2 separate regions of the Homo sapiens genome follow, and region 1 is linked to region 2. Evidence: chromatin loops called from intact Hi-C (ENCODE). Cell type or tissue: heart right ventricle. All regions are shown on one strand.

Evidence for each region. Hi-C counts contacts between places; a loop is a spot of excess contacts. Peaks named below come from ENCODE experiments on the same cell type or tissue, not always from the same donor. Only the 100,000 strongest peaks of a DNase experiment are listed, where the experiment ranks them.
Region 1: it touches region 2 in a loop (2.2-fold over the local background); 2 of 110 quality-filtered maps call a loop at or near these places.

What each region holds. Positions count from the first base shown.
Region 1 is chr9:107,583,199-107,591,198 of GRCh38, forward strand. LOC105376205 (a long non-coding RNA gene) reads left to right here. Exons shown (of 9, transcript XR_930217.2): 4 at 2,881-2,979. Among named protein-coding and RNA genes, the nearest start is that of KLF4, 97 kb to the left of the region's middle. RefSeq lists enhancers at 4,153-4,678, 4,679-5,203. In heart right ventricle, no CTCF peak of the experiment used is centred here; a DNase peak (open chromatin) is centred at 4,503; H3K4me3 peaks cover 998 bases; H3K27ac peaks cover 3,270 bases.
Region 2 is chr9:108,138,878-108,146,877 of GRCh38, forward strand. The region is part of intron 4 of LOC105376214 (a long non-coding RNA gene); the gene reads right to left. Among named protein-coding and RNA genes, the nearest start is that of KLF4, 650 kb to the left of the region's middle. In heart right ventricle, no CTCF peak of the experiment used is centred here; a DNase peak (open chromatin) is centred at 3,994; H3K27ac peaks cover 1,961 bases.

The DNA.
Region 1 (8,000 bases), 560 kb before region 2:
GGATGACACTATATATACATTATCCTGACTCCTCAAGAATTCCCAAATACACAATAATATTTATTAAACAAATGAGGAAACTGAGGCCAAGAGGGGCAAATAGAGAAGGCAGGTGTTAATTCAGGTTGATTTAACTCAAGCAGTTTTTTTTACTTATGTAACTGCTTAATCAGTCATTTGGAAAATAAGATAAAAGAATCTGGGATTATTGGTAAATATGAATTTAAGGGCTGTCTGGGGATTTGCTCTTGTGATATTAGTGCTAGCTCTTTATTTATTTATTTATTTATCCATTCATGATATCTATTGAGGGCTCCCTGAGCTGGACTCTGGACCAGGACAGGAATCAGGCATTTATCCTTGTGAACTTCATGTGTCTTGACCTGCTTCTTAGCATTATGAGATTATTTATTTATTTATTTATTCTTTTTTTTGTGACAGAGTTTCACTCTTGTTGTCCAGGCTGGAGTGCAATGGCGTGATCTCAGCTCACTGCAACCTCCGCCTCCCAGGTTCAAGTGATTCTTCTGCCTCAGCCTCCCAAGTAGCTGAGATTACAGGCATGTGCCACCACACCTGGCTGATTTTGTATTTTTAGTAGATACGGTTTCACTATGTTGGCCAGGCTAGTCTCGAACCCCTAACCTCAGGTGATCCACCTGCCTCAGCCTCCCAAAATGCTGGAATTACAGGCATGAGCCACTGTGTCCGGCCGATTATTTACTCTTTTAGTGAGATACAAAAAGAATCTCCTAGCAGTCATGTGGAGGAAACTGTTGAATAAATAGAAGTTGCAAATGCCAGTAATGACCAGGAGCTAATTTCACTCTCTGATTGTTGTGGTGACATTTCTATTATTGCTGGTCATTGTTGCATATTTTTGGCCTCTGCCTCTTCCAAGTCTCTCTCCCTACCTCCTGGTCCTAGCTACCGCTCTGGTTTCCATCTCCAACTCTTTTTTGGAAAAGTTCACCTGATCCCATCACTGTGGTTTTCTCATGAGCTAATGAAGAAATGCCTCGCACCTGATGAACACTGGCTGTTAATCAGCAGCAGTGCAATTACTCTCACACCATCGTCCTTACTACAAATGCCTTCACTGCCTTCTCATTGTCCTCAAATTAAAGGCCAAGCACCTTAGCATGACTCATGGAAACCAGGCCCTGCTTTCTCTCGGCCTCAATTCTCACCACTTTCCCACCCTCCCTAGTCCAGCCACAGAAGCTCTTGCAAGTTCCCAAATGCTCCATGCTCTCTCGACCACAGCTCTTTGCACAGGCTGCTTTCTCTGCTAAGAATGCCCTTCTAGGAATCCAGGCACTGCATCCCAGGACCCAGGCATTCACAGACGACAAACCCAGAGAGGCAACTTTAAAGGGGCTTGGTTCTCAGAAGTTTATCCCAGTTGGGCAGAGTGTGTGTGAGTCGAATGCTGGCTGCTGGCTGCCTGTGAGCTGCGTCTCTAGCCCTAATTTTGCCTCTATTTCTTATCTTAACTGACCCTCGACTCTCTGCTGAGGATACCGTTTGCCCTTGGCCTTTGAGAGTTAAGGTTTTAAAAAATTCCTGACTCCAGATGTGGAGGCAGAGGCTGCCTTCTCCTGCTTTTCATTGCCACTTCCAGATCCTTGCACACCTGCCACTGTTCAGCCTCCCTCTCCTCTCCAAACCTTCACTCACATTTCATGCAGTGACTCTGCCTCTAGGACCAGGCAGTGGCTGGGTGCTTTCTCATGTGGTAGGTGTCTCAACACATCTTCCCAAACCACCTTGCAGGAAAGTTATGCTTACCCCTGCTTTACAGATGGAGAAATTAGAAGCTTAAAGAGGTGAACTTTGCTCAAAGTCTTGGCCAGGGTTGCAAACTCACACCTGCTTCTGAGTCTGTGTTCTTTCCCCTATTCTGTGGTCTTGGAAAGTTTAAGGTTATGTCACTGCTGATACTAAGTGGTGACCACGGGCAAGTCACTGGCCTTTTATGGACCACAATTCTTTCATTTTAAAGCTGGGGAGACCCATATCTATCTTCCCCTTTCATGGGGTTGTTGGATATTTCAAAGCCACTAGAAAGCTCTTTCTAGAAGACACATGAACTTTAAAAGGCCAGTTGAAAGGTCCAACCCTCTGGCTCACTCACTGTCCAAAATGGGATACACCTCTGAGAGACGAGCCCATTTAAGGTCGCCTCTCTGCATTTGTCGTCTGTGAATGCCTGGGTCCTGGGATGCAGTGCCTGGATTCCTGGAAGGGCATTCTTAGAGAAAGCAGCCTGTGCAAAGAGCTGAGGTTGAGAGAGCACGTAGCATTTGGGAAACTGCAAGGGCTTCTATGGCTGGACTAGGGAGGGTGGGAAAGTGGTGAGAATTGAGGCTGAGAGAGAGCAGGGCCTGGTTTCATTTATTTATTTATCCATTCGTGATATCTATTGAGGGCTCTCTGAGCTGGACTCTGGACCAGGACAGGAATCAGGCTCTTGTCCTTGTGAACTCCATGTGTCTTGACATGCTAAAGTGCTTGGGCTTTAATGTGAGGACAATGAGAAGGCAGTGAAGGCATTTCTAGTAAGGACGATGCTGATGAGACTAATTTCCCTGCTGCTGCTAACAGCCAGTGTTCATCAGGTGCAAGGCATTTCTTCATTAACTCATAATGCACTCAACAGCCATTGTAAGTGGGATAGATGTTATTCTCATTTTAAGGTGAAGAAGCCATGAGAAGACTAAGTTCGGCGATGTTAAGTAACTGACCCAAAGTATACACAGGTGGTCTGTTGTTGACCCAGACTTCAACCCAGGCTATCTGACTCTAGGGGCCACTCTCTTAACCCCGCCCTTCTCCTCAGTGGTCGGAGCTGAAGTATTATCTTGCTTGATTTTTCAGTTTACCTTTTTGAGAGTTAAATCTGTGTGGAGGAGGAAAGGAGGAGAGACTAGAAGCGGAGAGGCCCTTTGGAGGCTCTGGTTCAGGCAAAAAAGGATGGTGAGTTTAATCTTGGGAGGGGGGGTGACTTTGAAATTTGGCAAGTTCAAGAGGCTTTAGGAAATTAGAATGAATAGTACATTGATCCATTCACTCAGCAGCTACTATCTGTCTGTTTAGAGGCAGGATCTTGCTCTGTCATCCAGGCTGGAGTGCAGTGGTACAATTATGGTTCACTATAACCTCAATTTCCTGGGTGCAAGTGATCCTCCTGCCTCAGCCTCCCAAGTAGCTGGGAATACAGTGCGTGTCACTACTAAAAATTTTTATAGAGATGGGTTCTGTCTATGTTGCCCAGGCTGGTCTTGAACTCCTGGCTTCAAGTGATTCTCCTGCCTTGGCCTCCCAAAGTGTTGGGATTACAGGTATAAGCCGCCATGCCTAGCCATCTGTTTATTGAGCAGCTAAGATGTGCCAGGCCCAGAAATGGCCAGGCCTGGGTTGGGGGGTGGCCCAGAAAGATTGCTGGTCTGTGAGTGAGAGGGGTGAGTCAAAAGTGACCTCACCAGATAAGGAGAGTTCTTCCTGAAATGAAGGTGCAGCCCACACCACTGCCTGAGGCAGAAGGAGTTAAGGGGAGCCTCCTGGAAGGGTCCCATCCTGCAGGTGAGAAGCGAGGGCCATCTGCAAGTGGGGCCGCCTGTAGTTTCCACCTGGCTGTGATGGGTTCCTTTTTGGCTCAAGTTGAGGTTTGCTTTGGCATGATTCCTCATTAATTACCCTTGGAGGTAATTCTGCAAATGCCAGTAATGACCAGTAGTTAATCTCTCTCTCTCCTGCTTGCCTCGCTTCTTCACTTGTTTTTTTCTTTAATGGGCCATCCAACCTTGTTGGAATGTTTACCAAAGCAGGATAGTTAGAGATGTAAATAAATGAATTTACCTTGTCTAAAGGATCTGGAGATAGAATTAAGGTGAGAGGAGTAATTTACAGGTGAATAATTACTTGGAAACCTCAGCAGAGAGACTGCTGGCGTTCTCTAATTATTTCTCTTCTCCCAATTTTCTCTTCTTTGAACTGCCAGCACGGGGGTGTACAGGGGTGGCATGGGGGGCTGGAGATGTTATTCTGGATTTCCCCTTGTGATTGTGAAATTCCTTCTGGGGAGGGCCTTGCCAGGATGTAGGGTTGTGACTTGCATGGCACTTTCACACCATGACTTCATTCAGATCCTCTGTGAGCGCTCTAGGTGGATGGTATGGCTAGCCACATTTATGGATGGAGAAATTGAGGTTCCTATATGTGAAGTCATTCCCCACAAGCCACACCACGGATCAGTTGCGTATTGTGGCTCAGACCCAGGTTTCTGACACTCCCCCCGCCCTACAGCTGCCTATAGGGCTTCCTCACCTGCCAGGCTGCCTTCTCCCTTCCCCAGGCAGACCCTTGACCCCTCCCAAACACCCCAGGCCGCGTGGAGCCAAAACGTTCTTTGGCGAACAACCTGCTCCGTCTTCCCTGTAAGCTAGTGGCCGCGCCCCTTCCTTACGCAGCTCATTTTCCATTTTAAGATTTCCTGTTTGAACTAAAGGGCAAAGATCTCAGCAGTATCAGCCTGGAGCCGGGCTTCTGTGTGTATAAAGGGGAGCCCTGGTCCCTGCCCTCTGTTTGTCCACTGGCCTTATCGACGGAGCCCAAGTCCCAAGTTCAGAGGCTTCAGTTCCTTCCCGATTTGCTGGGTAAAGTCCGGCCCTTCCGTGCGGGCGGCCAGGGCGGGTGGCCAGCCTGGAGCCAGCGGTCATTTATGGCCGGGCAGCGCTTCCGTCCTGCCTGGCAAGCCACTGGCTGCCGCTGACAGACGGACGGACGATGGAGAGACAAGGGCTCTTGGGGGTGCTTTCTCTTTCCCGTCCTTCCCTTTGTCCTCGGCTGAGGGCTGAACTCCTCTGGGGCTCTGCTGGCCTGGCAGCCATATGTCCCTGTAAATAGGGACAGACAGGGAGGAGGTCTGGGTTCCCTGAAGCCTCCTTGAAATTACATCTTCTTATGGGGTCGATTTGGCTCTCCAGGCCAGCATATACACTCACACTCACACACATATTCATGCTCAAGCACACACTCCCGGATAAAAACCGAGGCTCTCTATAGCTGAGTCCTTTCTCAGAGACACTGAGCTGGTGCCATTTTTATGGGGGATAATAAGAACTGTATCTTGGGAAGAACAGCACGTTAGTTCCAAGGTCCTTTCATCTCCTATGTCTCATCTGATCTGGAGGAAAATCAGGAGTCATCCAGATAGTTATCACCTGCATTTTACAGATGAGAGAAACTGAGAATCGGTGCCTTCATTTAATCATCCCTTTATTCAACGGGAGTTCCTAGGGAGCTTGCATCCACCAGGTGCTAAGGATTAAGAGGTGAAGTAGGTACAGTCCCTCTTCAGGTTGCTCAGGAAGTCAGTGATTGCAAGGCGGGGCACCAAATGCCCGAAGCAGCACCCTGGGGTGCCATGGGAGGCGGGAGTCAGGGCATGGGTTGGGGCTGGGGAAATGCTCCCATAAGGTTTGTCCAAAACCCCTGTGAAGCACAAGGAGACCCGGAGAAGGGCTGTAGCTCTTGATGGTGTGCACAGGACACATCCTACCTTTGAGTCTAGGCACAAATTGTGCATGAGGCTCTCTCTGTAGTGAAAGTCAGCCCTAGAGACACAGTGGAGAGGCTTCCTCTATTTGTGAACTGCTTTATCTCCAGGGCCTTAAATGGAGCACTCGATAAATATTTGCTGTTGAATGGACGCATACTACATACACACGTGCACACACAGTGCATGCCACTCTATCTCAGAGCTATAGAACCTACAACCTGAAGGAAGCTTCTAGAATAGTGCAGATTGATGGCTGGGGGCAGATCCAGAGTCAGAGCCATGGTGACCTGATTCTGGATCTCATATGCATGCCCTGAAGACCATGGGACTAGGTATTGAGGCACCCAAGTTCTGGTCTCCTTTACAATAGCTTTCAACTTTGTGTGACCTAATTTTTTTCCATTGCAAAGTAAGGAGGCCCTGTTGGCTGACCTCAGAAAGCCCCTTTTTCTGCTCTAACATTTGGTTAGTCTGGGAATGGGCAAATGGTACTAGGCAGGAATTTCTCCAAGCTGAGGAGAGTCCTTCTCTTTCCAGCCTGATATAGCAGGCTTCTGTCTGTTCTCCCTTGCCAACCCTCGTTGCCAGAAAAATGTAGGCCCCGTGGTCACTGCTGCTGGCCCTCTGGGCTCCTGTCTGCCTTCCCTGCTGCCTGCTGGCATGCAGGGGTGAGGGGCTATCATGTGGCTATTCTCCCACCCCCAGGCCCAGCCTCCCCATTCACTTCATCAGAACAAGGTGTCTGGGAACTGAGGAGTCTAGGGGTGACAGGGTGTCACTAGGCTCTTCCAGGCTGTGGTCAGCCCAGAGCCCCACAGCCCCAGAGCCTGTGCAGAGTCCTGCCTGGGGACTGTCCCATCTGGCCTGCCCTTCCGCCTTCCCTCTCATGGCTGCCGATGTGTGGTCTGCAGTAAATTTCTCTTGAGGCTCAGAGACTTCAGCAATGGCTATGAAAGATGTGGAGTCCCCAGTGTGCCCTCAGCCTGCAGCCATCATCTTTTCTGGGAAGTGGCACTTCAAGAGGTCATGGGGAAAAACTGTCTCCATCAGACCTCCCCACCGGGCAGCCTCTCCCACTTTGAGCCTTTCCCAATGGCATCCATGCCCCTTCCACATGATTTACCTCCCCTCCCCCACGGTGTTGTCCTTTTCTATCCCCTCTCTCTGGGAGGGAACACGGGACAGTGGAACTTGAAGTTGGAAAGACCGGGGAGTCTTTAAATCCCAGCCCTGCTGCAAATCAGCAGTATGACTTGAGCCTCAGGTTTTTCATCTATAAAATAATTACTTTTTCCCAGGCTTGTTAGGAAGATTCTATGAGATTATAGTGCATTAAAGCTCCAGGCAGGTAATAGTAGTGAACAATACTGTAGAATTAGCTGTGTACTAGGCACTGTTCCAAGCATTCCTCAACCCTAGGAGGAAAGGACTATTTACTCCCATGTTACAGGGAGGTTAAGTCATGGCCCAAGGTCAGGTAGCTTGTAGGTGGCAGAGCTGGGGTCATGAATCTAGAAGACTGGCTTGTTTTTGTTTTTTGAGACAAGGTCACTCTCTGTTGCCCAGCCTGGAGTGCAGTGTAATGGCACAATCATGGCTCACTGCAGCCTCGACCTCCCTGGGCTCAGGTGATCCTCCTACCTCAGCCCCCTAAGTAGCTGGAACCACAGGTGTCTGCCACCACACCTGGCTAATTTTTGTACTTTTTATAGAGACAGGGTTTCACTATGTTGCCCAGGCTGGTCTCCAACTCTTGGGCTGTTCTCTAACTCTTGGGCTGAAGCAATCTACCAGTCTTGGCCTTCCAGAGTGCTGAGATTACAGGTGTGAGCCACTGCGTCCAGCAGTCTGACTCTTAAACAGTTCTTCACAACCTCAAGATGCGTGTGCTTGCTGAATGTTTCTTGGGTCCAGTTGCTCCCAACTAATTTGGGAGCTGCGAGCATTTGCACTGATGAGACTGATTCGTTTTTTTTTTTTGGGGGACAGAGTTTCGCTCTTGCCGCCCAGGTGGGAGTGTAGTGTCGCGAACTCAGCTCGCTGCAACCTCCACCTCCCGGGTTCAAGTGATTCTCCCACCTCAGCCTCCTGAGTAGCTAGGGTTACAGGTGCCCGCCACCACACCTGGCTAATTTTTGTATTTTTAGTAGAGACGGGGTTTCGCCATGTTGGCCAGGCTGGTCTGGAGCTCCTGACCTCAGGTGATCCACCCACCTAGGCCTCCCAAAGTGTTGGGATCACAGGCATGAGCCACCGTGCCTGGCCAGATGAGACTGCTTCTTAAGCCATCTTGGGCGTTTCATTCACCCCTTTTCTCCCTTTGTTACCTTCCCACATCCTGTCCACACATCAAGGGCTGGGATCTGGCTCCATTTTCTAGTTCTGTACCCAGGAATGGGAGCAAAGCACCTTAGGCCAAAGTTTTAAGAGGCATAAA
Region 2 (8,000 bases):
GTGTCTGGGATGCTGGGATGCTGTCAGAATGGACTTGGATACCTTGGTGAGAAATTTTGGTCTATTCTGGGAGTAACAATGGTCCCTGAAAAATATTAAGTAACATTGGGTAAGTAGCATAATCAGAGTCGTGCTTTAAAATAATCGTTTAGGAGGCAGTGTTGAGAGTGAACTAGGGTAGCAATTGTCTGCCTAGTATTCTACTTAGTATTGGCGGTGAGCGGGGGGAAATTATGACTAGCCAGAGTCCCTGCTCTCAAGAAGCTTAGACTCCTGGGAGAATAAGTATCTTCAGATAATGTGGAAGAAGATACAAAAGAAGAGGAGAATCCATAAATCACAACGCACTCCTTGTGTTCAGAAATAAAACTCATTTTCTACAAAATTTCCTCCTACGTATTATGGTATGCTGCAGTGATTTTCAAAGTCTTTATTTAGCCTAGAACCCCTTGCTCAAACAAAAGTTAGGTGGAATCAGTAACAAAAAAGTCAAGGAGAAGAGGCTCTGTTCTGGTAAAAAGTAGGGTAAGGAGGCAGAAATCTATTCTTTCATGCTCCACTCCCAATCCTGGATTGGCTTCTTAGGCCACTTACAGCTCAGCAGAGAGCAGTTTGAAAATGATTGATCGGATTAAGGGAACTTGGACTTTGCAGTCCAGGAGAGTTGAGTTTTAATTTTAGCTCTGACATTTATAGGAAATGTATTCTAAAGCAAGTCACCACATTTTTCTGATCCTCAGTTCCCTCATCTGAAAATAGGGGCAATGACAACTACAGTCATGTATCACTCAATGACAGGGATATGTCCTGAGAAATGTTTTTAAGTGATTTTGTCATTGGGAAAACATCATAGAGTGTGCTTACACAAACCTAGATGGTATAGCCTACTACACCCCTAGGCTATATGGCATAGCCTATTGCTCCTAGGCTTCAAACCTGTACTGCATGTTACTATACTGAATTCAGTAGGCAATTGTAACACAATGGGAAGTATTTGTGTATGTAAGCATAGAAAAGATACAGTAAAATGCAATATTATAAGTTAATAAGACCACCATTACATATGCAAACCATCATTGACTGAAATGTCATAATGGGACACATGACTGTACTTCTAAGAGTTATTGTGAAAAATCAAATGAGATGATGTAAAATGATTAACAGAGAGTAGCTGAAATTGATAAGCACTGAATGAATGATAGCAATCATCATCATCATCATCATCATCATCATCATCATCATTTCATATGTAATTAGCAAAGGATTTTCTAAAAGTGAGACCAGCTTATCACTCAATCCCGGCTAGCCAGTTGCATATTCTTTTGATGAAGTTAACAGGATCAGTTCCTCAACTTTAAAATTCCAGGAAGTCAATCTCACCAGCATACCTCGAAGTGACCAAACTTTGATGGATCAACTGCAATAGCCAAACTCATAAAACAAGAATATGCAGATTGGTTACCAATATAAAATTTATAATGGGATAGAGACCCTTCTAAGAGCAAAAATAATTGGTTTTGCTATTCCAGATACCTCTTTCCAGTTAGGAGAGTTGGATGTGCTTCCAGAAACCTGGTCAGCATGCAGAATAGCTCCAGTAGCTCTCAGCTATATGGACCCTTCCTGACCCAGAGTTAGACCCGGTGAACTGATTACCAGAATCCTCAAGCTCACCAGGTACTGTGCCCTTCACTCACCCAAACAAGGCCTTTGGTAGAGTACAACAAATACTGATGACCTCTTACCATGTATTCAATTTAATGACCTTAGATGTCAACTATGAGTCGGTCATGGTTCTAGATGGTTTAGATACACACATTAGCCAAGTTAAGTAACGCTAGCTGCTATGTAAACCACCTCTATAACCTCAGCAGGTTAACACAATAGACCTGCTCACAGGTCTTGCTCACATAATGGTCAATATTTCTTGCTCACATAATGGTTCAGTGTAGGCTGGGCGATGCAACTGGGTAGCTCTCCTCCAGGCAATAAGTCAGGTATCCAGGTGTGTGAATCTGCCATGCAGGTGGGGGACACGGTGCATGGAAGATTATATTAAACCTTTCATGGTCAAGGCTAGAAATGTCATACAACACTCTGTCGACATTCAATTGGCCAGCACCCAGGCGCATGGCTCTGAAGAGGCTATTAAATGAGCTGCCTTTATGTGTCCAAGAACAAGAAATGAGGTTGATGAGCTACATTCTGCCTCACAGTCCGTCCGATCTCTTTCCTGGTTGGGTTTACATCAACTATCTCTTTTCCTGGCTTTCAGGCAGCCCATGATTGGTTGAGCCTATCTTTGCTTCAAAGTGATAAAGGCAGTCCTGTTGAGTGGGACCTGGCTGAATTTAATGACAGACTATCACAACCTGAACCTGAATACTTTGGCAAGACGTGACATTTCCATTCATTTATATGGCAGAGCATGGACTATCCACCTGTAAGGGCAGGCCACTTCCAGTCACTCTCAAAGGGTCTCTATTTCTAAATTCTTGTAATATTTTATGCTATCCTCTATAGACTGACATAATCTACTTGCTTACATGTTCCTTTTTTCTGGAAGGCCTTCTGTCATTCCATAAACTGGTACAAATATCTTGTCTGGGTGCATTTCTTTCTTCTTGAACCTTCCGCACCGTAACATCCTTTACATTTTATTGTCATTTAACCTTTTGATCTTTGAGATAGACAAGGGAAGGGACCGTGTCTTGAGCACATATTTCTTTATTCTTAGCATCTAATACATTACATAAAATGTTAAAGCCACTGAAATGTTTTTATTTAATTAATCGTTTATTTACTTAATTTAGTATTATTTCTTGAATGCTGACTGACTGAATGAATGATTGAAAAATGAAGAAAAGCCAGGTATGGTGGCACTCATCTATACTTCCAGCTACTCAGAAGGCTGAGACAAGAGGATAGCTTGTAGTCAGGAGCAGGAGGCTACAATGAGCTCCGATGGAGCCTATTAATAGCCACTGCACTCCAGCTTGGGTAACATAGCAAGGCCCTGTCTCTAAAAAGATAAACAAATAAAAATTTAGAAAATAAATAAAGAAGATTAAGAGAGTGTAGAGTTGTCATTCAGCCTGCTTTAAAGTTTCCAGACTAGCTTTGGAATTTAGAGGAAAGAAATGAAAACCTCTGGATGGCTTATTGATTCTCTGCAACAGTTTGGTGGTGAATCCAAGATTTTTATTGCCATTTAGTGGATAAGAACACTGAGGTCAACATCATACTGTGGGTCAGTAGAAGAGATGACATTTCAACTTGCATCTCTCTGGCTTGAGCCCCTGTTCTTTCCTCTCATGAGACCTCATTGCCTCCCTTCTGGTGAGTGAAGGAGTATGATACCCTTTCTACTTGTGTAGTTCTTTAGGGTGTCCCAGGCATGTCACAGCCAGAACCTCACTGGTGCTGGCATGGCAGCTATCACTGGGAGGATGCACTGAGCCCCTGCTTTGTGACAGAGCCAGCTGCCCAAGGCACAGCCAACAGCTTCTAATCAAAGGGAATTCTGAAGAAAAAAAAAAACCTTCAGCAATCTTCTGGGGATTCTTCCTATCAAAGTCCCTGGCAATAAATAATACATGAAAAGAGATCCGCTCATGCGAAGGTGGACTTCAAAGCGGGTGGGGTAACAGTGCTCAAACCCACCACTTGGCGTCTGTGCTGTCTGCTCATTCCAGAAGTTAATTCACAGAGAATAGCATGAGGGAATGCCTGCCTCCCTGCAGCTGATTCATGGGAACTCCGAGCCTGCATTAACAGGAGGGAAGGGCAGCTTGCTAGTCTTTCAAGAGCATTTTCCCAGCCCCAAGCCTTAGAGCTAGGCCTTGGACTGCTGCTGTGACATGTGTTCTGAGCTAGTCCCAAACAAGCACAAACACAATAGCCTCCACTGATCAATGCAGCAGGGCTGAAGGATGGAATCCAAAGCATGAACCCTGAGAACAGAAAGTCCCAGCACTCGCTCTGTGCAAGTTGCCATGAACTCCAGCCATGCATCCTGTGGCCAAGGATGGGTGGCCCCCGAGCAGGAAACTCTTTGGCAGCCTCCACTGCGTGCTTTGCCTGCTGACAAGAGCACACCCTGGCCTTGGTTATTGCCCTTATAAAACAGCTCAAGGAGGATGTGAGCCAAACGTTTTAAATGTGCCTGGAAGAAAAATGTTAACTATGAATCCACGCGGTAGAACAGTACAGTACAACTGCAACAACACGCAGCACTGCTCTCAGAGAAGGGGCCAAGGAGGAAACTGCAACTGTTGCCCAGGTTTCCTGTGGCTTTTCCTTTTCCTCTCTCTGGGGCCAGGGCTGCTCTGAAACCCACTTTGCAACAGAATCTGAGAAATGGGTGCTTTTGTGGCTGTAATTAGAGTCATAGAATTTACAGAATTTTCCCTATTAGGGGAGACTTTAATCCTCCAGTTTGCATGTAAATAGAGACAGAAATTGAAGCTTATAGAGGTCATCATCAAGGTCTATCCTTTCTTACTGAAATTCATTTTGCCTGTTTCCAATCCACATTTTGCAAAAGAAAGTTAATGCATGTAGGATGTCTTTCATAATCGGTACCTATTATCTATCAGGTAATGTCTTAGGTATTTTTCCCATAGCTTATTGAATCTCCAGTACAGCCTTAGAAAGAAATATTATTACCTATATATTAAACAGAAAGAAATAAAAATTGTAGGTGTGTATGTTCCAATACCGGCAAGTACTGGAACAAGCATTAGATCCCTAGTGTCCCTGACCCCAGAACCTCTGTTCTTTTCATTGTGCTAAAATGCCACTCAAGTGTCATTTAAGAGACACATAAGTGTCACTTACACATAAGTGTCTCATATCTCTGGGCTACTGATATCCATTTTTTCTCTAATAACTCTAATAAAGATATTCAATGGAGGTAATCAGAATGATCTTTGAGTACTTCCATCAGGATAAAACCTATTTTGTCCTACCTCATGTTGAAATACCAGAAGCACCGTAGGAAAAAGGACAAGAATGCCCACCAGTGGCATTAACATTTTTTTTTTTTACACTTCAGCCAATAAAATAGAGCAAAACTTAGAAAACTAAAGCAAGAATCCTGCTTTATTTGATAATTGATTGTATAGTGTAAAACTAAGAAAAAATAGCTGTAAAAACTCATAGAACTACTAAGAGAGCTCAGTAAATTAGCCAAATAAAATTTAAAATCAAATCGATGACTTTTCTACATAACAGCAATCTCCATTTAAAAGACACAATGGAAAAAGATCGATTATACTTGTATTAATATATACACCTAAGTACTTTAACAAAATTGTGTGATCTATTTAAATGAAACCACAGAGTTTTACAGAGACTCAAAAGAAAATTTTACAAAATCAAGAAAGGTTTTAAGTTTCCAGATGAGATGCATGAACAAGGATGCCAGATCTTCCCAAATTAATACATAAATTTATCATGATAGTAATAAGGTTTTTACATTAAAAACATCGTTGTAGAGTTATTCAGAAAAGACTGAACAGATGAGTAAAATAGCTAAGAACACATATAAAACAAGAGAAAGAAACGAGAGAGTTTGTCCATCGAAAGATATATAATATTGCAATCATTAAAACAGGATTATACTATCACAAGACTGGATAGATCTACCAGTGGAACAAGACAGAAAGTTCTAGAATGATCATACAATGATCTGGAACTTAATATATGATAATAATGGAAGTAGCAATATTCAATGCAAAATTCAAAGGTATAATATTCACCATATAATACTAGCAAAAGTGGCTAAAAATATGGAAAGAAATAAACATTTACTTAATCCTAATATCACATATCTACCAATTCAAATTCCATATGCCTTACAGATTTATGTGAAAACAAAGAAAACAATTATTAAAATATGAAAATTACAGTAAATATTTAAATTATCTTGAAAGCAGGAAATAACTTCTTCAAACTTTTATTTTAGGTTCAGGGGTGTATGTGCAGGTTTGTTACACAGGTAAACCTGTGTCACAGGGGTTTGTTGTATACAGAAATAATTTCTAAATATAAAATAAATGCAAAAAATCAGAAATAACACAAGTCACAAAAAAAGACACTGCAAAAAAAATACAAAAGAAGAAAAATGTGAAATTAGAAAAGCATTTTCAATGAATAAAAACAAGAGTGTAATACTTTTATATATATATAGATGTATGTGTGTGTCTGCATATATATAAATACATCTCAGAAATCATTTTTAAACAATTTCCAATACCCATTAGCATAATCATACTAGTAGCTATGCCTTAGCCCGTTCTCACCAAGCGGAAACATTCACCTGGATGCTCTGTATTTATCATTTCATATAAGTTTCACACGACGGCATTGGGTTATTTATGCACACAAAATGAGAATGCTAAGACAGGCAATGGTTATTTGCAGAAGGTCACACCACTGGGCCAAAAAAGAAAGAAAAAATCAAAACCAGATACATCTGTCTATAAAGGTCTTACTTCTAAACATGACCCTATATAAAAGTGGCCAAAAGTGATGAGTACCTATGTCAAAGAGGAAGAAAAGTATTTGGTTAACAAACATTTGATTAGTGTTTAGTCTGCCAGTATTCAACATTAAGAGACACCATTTTTAACTATCAAATTAACCCCAAAAATGAGAAATAACAACAAGACCAATCAATGTTGGTGAAGCATTAGCAAAGACGTGGAATCAACTTAGGTGCCCATCAACAGGGTACTGGACACAGAAAATGCGGTACATATACATGATGGAATATTATGCAGCCATAAAAAAGAATGAAATCATGCCCTTAGCAGCAACATAGGTGCAGCTGGAGGCCATTATTCTAAGTGAATTAACACAGGAACAAGAAACCAAATACCGTGTGTTCTCTTGTATACGTGGGAGCTAAACACTGGGTCCTCATGGACATAAAGGTAGTAACAATAGACACTGGGGACTAGTAGAGGGAGAGAGAGGCAAGGGGGCAGAATTTGAAAATCTACCTATTGGGTACTGTGCTCACTATATGGCTGGTAGGATCAATCATAGCCCAAACTTAGCATGATGCAATGTACTCATGTAGCAAACCTGCATGTGTACCCTTTGAATCTAAAATAAAAGTTGAAATTATTTAAAAAAAAAATACTAGTAAAGGTGAATTCCACATAGCTGCAGAGTCAAAAATGCACACACCTTTCTGGAAAAGAATTTGGCAATATACATCAAAAGTCCTTAAAAATGTTCTTACTGAATAACTCTGCTTCTAGGAATGTACACTGAGGAAACCATCAGAGAAACTCATTCAAATGTATTCACAAGGAAATTCACTGAAGGCCTATTTATAAATTTACTTAAAGAATTGAAAGTAAAATTAGTGAAAATGTAAAGTATCCAGAATATGGGTGTGGTGGGCTGAATAATCCCCCTCATCCCCCAAAGGCATCCAGATCTGAATCCTCAGAACCCAGAAATATGTTACTTTCCATAGCAAAGGGGTCTTCGCAGATACGATTAAGTTAGAGAAGAGGAGATTATCCTGTGTTACCTCGGTGGGACCACTGTCATCACAAAGGTCTTTTTTTTTTTTTTTTTTTTTTGGAGACAGAGTCTCACTCTGTCTCCCAGGCTGGTGTGTAGTGGCATGATCTCGGCTCACTGCAACCTCCGCCTCCCAGGTTCAAGCAATTCTCCTGCCTCAACCTCCTAAGTAGCTGGGACTACAGGCACATGCCACCATGCCTGGCTAAGTTTTATAATTTTAGTAGAGACAGGGTTTCACCATGTTGGCCAGGCTGGTATTAAACTCCTGACCTCAAGTGATCCACCCACCTTGGGATCCCAAAGTGCTGGGATTACAGGCATGAGCCACTGCGCCCAGCCACAAAGGTCTTTATAAGAGGAGACAAGAGGACAGAGTCAGAGCAGAGGGAGAGGAGGTGATGACAAAAACAGAGGTTGGAGAGATGTGGGGCCACAAGCCAAGGAGTGTGGGAAGC